Linked DNA regions of Homo sapiens: region 1 is linked to region 2. A link is a loop called in an ENCODE intact Hi-C map of the cell type or tissue named here. Cell type or tissue: GM12878. All regions are shown on one strand. Each heading gives the region's core, and the rest is flanking DNA. Links, peaks and the distances in the headings are about the cores only.

Region 1 (4,408 bases), core at 321-4,320, 50 kb before region 2:
CAATTAAATGTATAATTGAGCAGGCTATCTCTGTGGAAATAGTGGCTCAGTTCTGTTAGGGACCTCTGGTAGGCTGTGTGTCATCTCAAATAAGGTGTGAGGGAACTAGGGTATTTATCTACCAATTTTTTTATGGTCATTTTTTGAAGTCTACTTCAAGGATGCATAAACTTCTCAGAAATTCTGGCCTAATCAATGCATAAGCAGAAAGGTCTTTCATGGCCAGAAGCCTTCAAGCAGAGTCTCAGGTGTTTGAATTTAAAATCCCGTGACTCTGCACAAAGGTGACTGCAAAGTGATGCAGATAGGACATTGACGATGACTGGGGTAGAGAAGCAGGAAAATCAACTACATATGAAATATAATTTCAGGAGTGTCAACAGGATCAGTCCACACCCCATGATGGGCCCTGTAAAAACTCTTTACCATCCATTAATATTCTATTGTGATATTTTATTTTCAAGTTGATTGATAAATGGATGTATTAATTCCATATAATTGAAGATTTTAGGTATTTAGCTTCAGATATGACTGGATCCAGAGTTTCTGATATGCCATCATGATTCTTTCACTTTCTTTTCAGGCTGTTTTCCTATATTTGCGCTTCATACCTAGGTAGGTCATCTCCATTGGTAGAAAAATTGGCTACCAGTTTTAGCAAGTCCAGAAGAAATAAGGCATCTGTTTTATAGTAGTTCCAGAATAAGTCTAAGGAAACTCTCATTGTACTAAACTGGGTCCCTTGTACATCCCTTAACTGGTTATTGTGGCTATGAAATTTGGCTGCAATGAGTTCAGATACCTACCTCTAGAACTATGGGAGCTGAGTAAATTTTGCCTGGATCACATAGCCTGAGGTATAAGTGGAGTACTTCATTAGAAGAAAATATGGTTGCTATTGTTAGAAGACAGAATGGATAGCGGATTAAACACACACACACACACACACACACATCCCAGAAATATACCCACATACATTGCCATTTTATCCTTTAGCTTTGATTCCTGAGAAAATCCATGTTTTCCTAGAGATTTGTTAACTTTGTTAGTAGCTATGTGACTACTTTCCTTCTGGCTTAGCAACTAGATAATTGTGTGATAGTGAGCAATTCATTAAATAGAATGTCAAAATGGTATGCTCCCTCCCTTGGCAAATTTCAGTGGGGCCTCAAAGATTAAAGCACCAGGTATGAAATACCCCTATGTTCTAGTGGGATGTTCTAGGCCATCTGAGTGGGGCCTTAAAATTGGATCTTCCATCTTTAGCTAAACAATACCATATGAGCTCATTAAAAGGATCCAGTGAGCTTGTCCAAAGACATTATGGTTTTGATTATTCTCCTTCTCATTATAGAGGAGAGCAGGTGGTGCTTTCCAGATAAATCGAATGAGGCAGACTTCCATGAAACCCTTGAAGGACTTAGTCTGTGCTCCTTCAGTTGGAAAAAAATGAGGAAGAGTCCCTGACTTACACCTAGAAACTGAGGCTGGAGCTGCCTATGATGACAGAGTGATGAGACAGATTTGGAGGAAAAGAAACACTCTTGGTCATTCTCTCAGTGTGGTGCAGTGGTTCAAAGTGTAGTTTCTGTGTCTCTACTGGTTAAGTCCATATTTCACATCCACCACTTATTAACTAAGTGTTCATGGTTGCGTAACTAATTTTTCTGTGGCTTTGTAGAAATAATTCAAATGAGGGTTGTGAGAATGAAATGAGTTGAAGTATGGTGAGTGCTTGACACTGGGTTTGGCACATAGTGAGTGCTAGCTTTGATTGTTATTTCTTCCTGACAAGTTAAAGTAGACATTTGCATGGCTCCCAGAAGGTAGCTGGATTTGAGTTATCTGGAAGGGGAGCCTGACTATGAAGGTCACTAGAGGAACATGGCAACACAACTAGGAAAGTCTCTGTAGGAAACTCAGAAGCAGGGACTGAGGAAGGTGTCATACACAGTCAACTAGAGGAGACACTCTGTAGCATTGTGGTCTTCAGCAGAAGAGGACCCTGGATAATGATGGGTTTGTTTGAAAAGCTCCCAAGGACACCCTAAAAGTACAAACTTTTTGAGATCTGCTCAAGTGCACGAATAGAGAAAGGAGAACTACATGATACCAATTCCCCTTCTTTCTTTCCCCATCTTTCTTCCACATCACATAAGAAAGAAGCAGCTTTGTGACCATTGAGGAATACAAAAGCTAGAATGAATAATAACATAAAACTGGAAAAAGGTGACCACTTTCCAAAACTGGCTTAGTTAGGCCTCAGCTATGAATTAGAGGAGAGACAGAAGCTTTGATATTGTTATTGTTGGAATTGTGTCCCCTTCCCCCAGATTTTGATGTTGAAGCCCTAACCACCAATGTGACTATATTTGGAGATAGGGCTTTTAGGAGGCAGTAAAGGCTGAATGAGGTCATGGAGGAGAGAGAGTGCTAATCTGATAAGTGGCCTTATAAGAAGGGGAAGAGAGAGAAAGATCTCTCCTCTTTCCCCACCATCAAGAAGGTGGCCGTCTGTAAGTCAGGAAGAGATACCCCATCAAGAACCAAATCAGCTGTCACTCTGATCTTGGAATTCCCAGCCTCCAGAATTGTGATAAATAAATTTTAAGCCATTTAGTTTGTGGTATTTTGTTATGGTGCCCAGAGCTAACTGATACGGATATTAAACTTTTCAATGCTTGGAAAATTAGATTATTCATTCACACTATTCATTAATACCTGAGAGTAGTTGGAAAAGCCCAAGATTTTATCCCAGGGCAGGAAAGAAGTATTTGATAAAACAGACTTAAAAGGGCAATGATGAAAAGGAATGAACACACTGTCTGCATGTCCAGCTTTTCAATAATTCAGTTGTACACTTAACTTCTGTAGAGCGTGCTTCATTTCTATAGAATTATAAAGGAGTTGGATTTGATGGGACCCAGGTCTCCATTACAGCTCAAATATTTTGTTTTACATTTAATGATTCATTTTCATTTATGTGAAAGAATTTCAGGTATTTTTGTGAAAAGTTTCTGAAAATCAAATATGCTAGGAAACTTCAAAAAATGAGGAGAACAGGAATACAGCAAAAAGGATCTTTTGGAGAACTAGAAGTTGCAGGCTTTCTAACCACAAACCACACTCTTCCTATGCCCAGCATTATTTCCAGTGTTAGCCATTTCATTTGAAAGGGCTTCCCTAGACTAAATAACATTTACTGAAATTCCGATGATTCCTATTGTGACAAGGAGCCTCTAGTGTTCTCAAAAATTCTTGGTAGCCTAAAACCTAATTTTAATAAGTATAAATAAAATTTTAGAGATCACACACACATGCACACACACACAATGTCTCGACCATTATGAAAACAGAACTCCAGAACTTCTCATTAATAAAAACAAACCTCATTATTTCAAGTAGAGAGTAGCTAACTATCATGTTTTTAAAAATTGCTGTTTCTCTGAAATATGTCCAGAGGATTTCATATCCACCCTCAGGCAAATCATCCTAGTAGCTTTTCTGTAAAGATAATTATCCTTTTTCCATACCAGGTATGTCCGTGTGCTTGGAGAAATTGTAATTCCAGTTTTAAAGGACTGCCATGTGCTAATCTGAGGATTAAAGTCATTCCTTTCCAATGTGTAAAAATGAGGAGGATAAATTGATGAAAATGCACACTGCAAATTCCCAGTGAAAAAGCACCTGCCTTCATGAAGCTATTTTAATATTTAAATGTTGCCAACTATGTATTTGCTGCCTGCATACATAGAAATTCTCCCTTGTAAGCCTGCCCAAACCAAGAGCCAGGGTTGTTAAAAATTCTTTATACATTTTTTCATATAAATCTATTTCTTCTTATACAAACATTCTTCTGATGTTGGAATGATTCATAAAGCCTCAAATCCCATGGATGTAACAGGACACCTCTCGATTATGCATCCCAGGCATGAGTAATTTCACAAGCTGAAGGAAGGAGATAAATGCATTAAAATGTTCTTGCAAAACAAATTTCAAGGAGAGAAAGAGATGAAAATGGGAGTGAATGTACAAATGGAAGATTTACCTCATTGTGCGGAAAAGAATGTTAGATCTGCCTTTGCAAAACTCTTTAATTCATAGTTCTACACAAATAACCCTGGTAACTGCACTGCCCAAAGCCTTCCTAATATGAATGTACCTACAAATGTTCAGTTTTGTCTCTGCTAACTACAAAGTATGAGAACTGTATGTTAATTACATTTTACAGTGAATCATGGGTCAGAGACCCTGTGAGAAATTATGATAGCCTTTCATTCAGCATCAGTTCTATTCAGATGCAGAGTGGTTAGCCACTTCTGAACTTTGCAACTGTATCATCAGCAGCTAGATATTGAGCCTCTACTGTTTGGAAAGTCATACTGTAGCTCGATAAACACTGGGTATG
Region 2 (4,407 bases), core at 408-4,407:
GCTATCTAAAACTATGTATGCTGACATATTGAATGAGCAAAATCTGGAAGCCTTGTTTTTGAGAATTGGAACAAGACAAGGATGCCCACTCTCACCACTCCTATTCAACACATTCTGGAAGTCCTAGCCAGAGCAATAAGGCAAGAGAAAGAAATAATAGGCATCTAAATAGGAAGAAAGAAAATCAAACTATCTCTCTTCACAGACAATATGATTTGATAAGTAGAAAAACCCATAATTTCTGTCTAAAGGCTCCTAGAACTGATAAACAATTTCAGTAAAGTTTCAAGATACAAAGTCAATATGCAAAAATCAGTAGCCTTTCTGTGCACCAATAATGTTCAAGCTGAGAGGCACATCAATAACCATAAAAAGACTAAAATACTTAGGAATACAACTAACTATGGAAGTGAAAGATGTCTACAACCAGAATTACAAAACACTGCTGAAAAAATCAGAGATGACACAGCAAATGGAAAAACATTTTATGCTCATGGATAGGATGAATCAATGTAACAAACCTGCACGTGTACCCCCATAACCAAAATAAAAGTTGAAAGAAAAAAATATAAAACCGTATATGTTGATGTGATATTATACATGCGTTTATATTAAATGAATGTAACAGTTTATTCTGGGGGTGGGAGAGAGAGAGGGGAGGAAGCCGGTGGGAGGGCGGGTGCGTGGAGAGAGAGAGAGAGAGAATTTAAGTATTCTGGGTATATCTGCTAGCCAGAGCACATTGTGGTGCATGTCCTTGGACTAAGCATGAGATTGGAGTTCTGAATTTTCTGTTCCCTAAATCATATCAGTTCTCTCATACCTCTCAAAGCATAGCTTCTCATTTTACAGAGGGTGATTTTAGTCAAAGATACATACTTTTTATATGATGAGATCTCTACATGCAAGCCAACACTTCATCTGACTCTAATAAAAGAAACCGCAAATCTTCATACTTTTAAAAGTACTTCTATTCTAAAAAATTTCAAACACATACTCTTGCAGAGAGGTTAGTGTAATGGACCCTCCTCATACCACTAACAAGCTTTAGAGTTAGCAACTCAGAAACAATCATGTTTCCTCTATACCTCCACATCTTTGATTATTCTCTTCACCGGATTGTTTTGAAGCAATTCCCAGACACCGTATCATTTTGTTCATAAATATATCAGATATACACTTTTAAATATAAAAGATTATATAATGTATATAGTAGATGATGTGTAGGGCTTTTCTGGGATAATTATATTCGTGTAAATGCTTCATATATGACATTTTATTTAGTATCATAAAAACCCTGTGAAGCAGTTAACTACAACCACTTTAGATAGTAGAAAACTGAGAGATTAAAATAAATGTTTTCCTGAGGTTACCAAACTGGTACTTGAGAGAGACAGGATTCAAACTTAGGTCTTTAGATCAGTAACTCTTAACCATCAATATAGACAGCTATGACAATTTTAGTCTGTATTATCTTTTCATTCAGATTTCCTAGTAGAAAGAAAAAGACTTTAAACTCTTAAAATGATCTTAGAGAAGCACTCATACCTACATCAAAGATTGCAACCTGCCTAATATATTTGGTGCAATATATAAAAATTTTTAATGATTAAAGACTGCTTTTTGAAGATGTATTAGGAGAAATGTATTAGGAGAAATGCTTGAGTTGGTGTTAACCAGATAAAGGAGAGAGAAAGGGCAGAGAAAGAAACATTTCTAATGGCACAGAATGAAGAGAGGACATCTTGAAAGCCTGCAAATTTACTATTAGTTGGTTTATAGAGAATAATAGGAATGATCAATGGTAAAAGTAGAAAGGTGGTTGTTGGCCAGGTCATCAATGTTGGCATATACCATGCTAATTATTTTAAAATTTATGTAATATCACTAAAGTATTTTTAATTGGGAAGTAACAAAATAAGATTAGCTTTCTAAAGATCAGTCTGTCAGTGGTGTGGCAAATATATCCTGGTGTGCTGGTAGGGGAGCAAGCATGAGATAGAAAAGTCAGAGAAGTGATGTTGAATTAATGTTTCTGAGAACTAATAAGGGACTCAACTAAAGGTGTAGCAATGAGCAGGATGTGTGGCTTATGGAAATATTTAGGTGATAGAATTAATAGGACTTGTTCAGTTTCAGATCCCTGTGTGTCACATCATCCAGATGTCGCTTTTCAGTACAGAGTTGAGTCACGTCATCTAGATGTCGCTTTTCAGTATAGAGTTGAGTGTTTGAGTCTCTGCTTAAAAGATATATCTAAGCTAGGGGATTAGATGTGGTAATAGTGTGAGACTAGTGGGTCATTGAAACCACGAGACCAAATGTTGTCACTTAGAGAAAAATGCATAGTGAACACAATAGAGGCTCAGGACAGAAACCTGGCAAGACCAAATTATAAGGAAGATAGTGAAGAAACACAGGCCACAAAGGAGACTGAGAAACTGAAGCCAGTAGGATGGGAGGGCAACCAGGAGATAGAAAGATTTTTGAAGAGAATATGGGAAATTATGAAATGTAAAATTCTGAGTAATTAAAGCTAAAGATGTATATAATCAAAGTGCATAAAATCATGTGTACACATTTAGTAATAGACCAAGATTCATAAAAAAGATGTTATTCACAGAATCTTGAATGATGTCATTTTATTCACATATATACACACATATTATATAGAGAGGTAACTCTAAATCTTGTGCCACAAACATAATACAGGATGAAAATCTCAAATAGATTTATATGGAGCTCAGGAAAATTACTGGATTCATAAATTCATTAACCAATTTGACAAATATTGATCGTATATAAGGCACTGGGTTAGAATATTTTGTAATCTTTCCTCTACGAACTCCTGAAAGAAATTTGGGTGGCACATACTTCTTCTGCTCCTATAATAGAGGTATCTATATGTCCTCTGGAGTAGATTGTTCCTAAGAGCAGATGCTATGATTCATTCTTATGGTGTACTAAAATTAGAACAGTGTCTTGCACATAGCAAAAGTACAGATAATATTTAGTGATTGGATGAAGCATGACCGTGGGAATAGAGGACTTTGTGATTGATTATATCCATCAACAAGATGTCCCTTGGCACTGCTGTCAGAGAGAACATTTATTGCTAAATGTTCTGACTCAGAACAGCTTTTTCAATGCTGCTTTAGAGAGACATGTAAAGTAATGGCTACTGACAATATTCATGGGTAATATGGTAAGCACGCACCCCAGCTTTAAAAAGTCTATCTTTGATAACAAAATTGTTTTTTTTCTATTTATTTGTGATTTGTTCTGAACACTTTTACAACTCCTGAGCTATTTTTAGTTCCCCCTTTAAATTTCTCATGATTCTGGTCTTACTTTCTGTATCTTTTATCCATGGATCTGTGGTTGGGAGGCATTGGGCTCATTCAGTCATCCTGGCTATCACTATGCCAATGTTAATGTCAATGTATTTCTGAATAACGATATGCTCTATTCAGATACATTAATTTTTTTTTACCTTCATTTTACCCATTGCACTAAAATTTGTTGCCATCACTTTCTACCAAGTAATACATCATACCATGTTTGGCTATTTAAATTATTCCTAATTATGTTCTTATAAAAATATTGTCTCCTCTTGCCTTCCTACTCTTCAAGTATGTTGAGATACCTTGAGTTGCACTTTTTAAAAAGATATGCTGGGTCCCATTATGTTGCCCAGGTTGGTCTCGAACTCCTGGTCTCAAGTGATCCTTCCACCTCAGCCTTTCAAGTAGCTAGGACTATAGGCACATGTTACCATGCTCAGCTTGAGCTGTGCTTTTAAGATATAAATTAGTCTGTGCTAATTTTTTTGCTTTTAATTTGAATTACTATCCTTGACTCTGATCACTGTAGTTGCTCTTCTGAAATTACAATATACATAATCTAAATTGATTCAATATTTAGGTATCAAGATATAAAAACCTAATTTCATGCAATTTTCCAAATAGTATAAAAATGCATTTTTTATTTTTAAAAAATGTAGCAATTTAAACACGAAGACCTCCTTAATCTCCTTTAGTTACTAGAACATAGACCTTCTTAATCTCTTCTGGTTACTAGAAAAGTACATTTTTAAAAATCTATCTTTTGTAAAGTTCTTTGTATTATATAGATTGTGTATGGGATTTATATATAAGGTATTGTTTGATCCCAAAAGGCCAGGCACAATTCTTCTGAATTTTATCAGAAATAACATTTTTTCTTTTTTTTGAGACAGAGTTTCCCTCTTGTTTCCCAGGCCAAAGTGCAATGGCGCGATCTCAGGTCACTGCAGCCTCCACCTCCTGGGTTCAGGGGATTCTCCTGCCTCAGCCTCCTGAGTAGCTGGGGTTAAAGGCATCTGCCACCATGCCCGGCTAATTTTTTGTATTTTTAGTAGAGACAGCG

What was found. Peaks named below come from ENCODE experiments on the same cell type or tissue, not always from the same donor. Only the 100,000 strongest peaks of a DNase experiment are listed, where the experiment ranks them.
Region 1: a loop joins it to region 2, with 2.1 times the contacts of the local background. A loop is called at or near these places in 1 of 110 quality-filtered maps.

Annotation. Positions count from the first base shown.
Region 1 is chr3:152,175,193-152,179,600 of GRCh38, reverse strand. The region is part of intron 1 of LINC02917 (long intergenic non-protein coding RNA 2917); the gene reads left to right. All of the region lies in intron 1 of LOC101928166 (a long non-coding RNA gene), which reads left to right. Among named protein-coding and RNA genes, the nearest start is that of LINC02917, 28 kb to the left of the region's middle. In GM12878, for the core only: no CTCF peak of the experiment used is centred there; no DNase peak of the experiment used is centred there.
Region 2 is chr3:152,125,054-152,129,460 of GRCh38, reverse strand. The region is part of intron 2 of LINC02917 (long intergenic non-protein coding RNA 2917); the gene reads left to right. Among named protein-coding and RNA genes, the nearest start is that of LINC02917, 78 kb to the left of the region's middle. In GM12878, for the core only: no CTCF peak of the experiment used is centred there; DNase peaks (open chromatin) are centred at 2,210 and 3,069.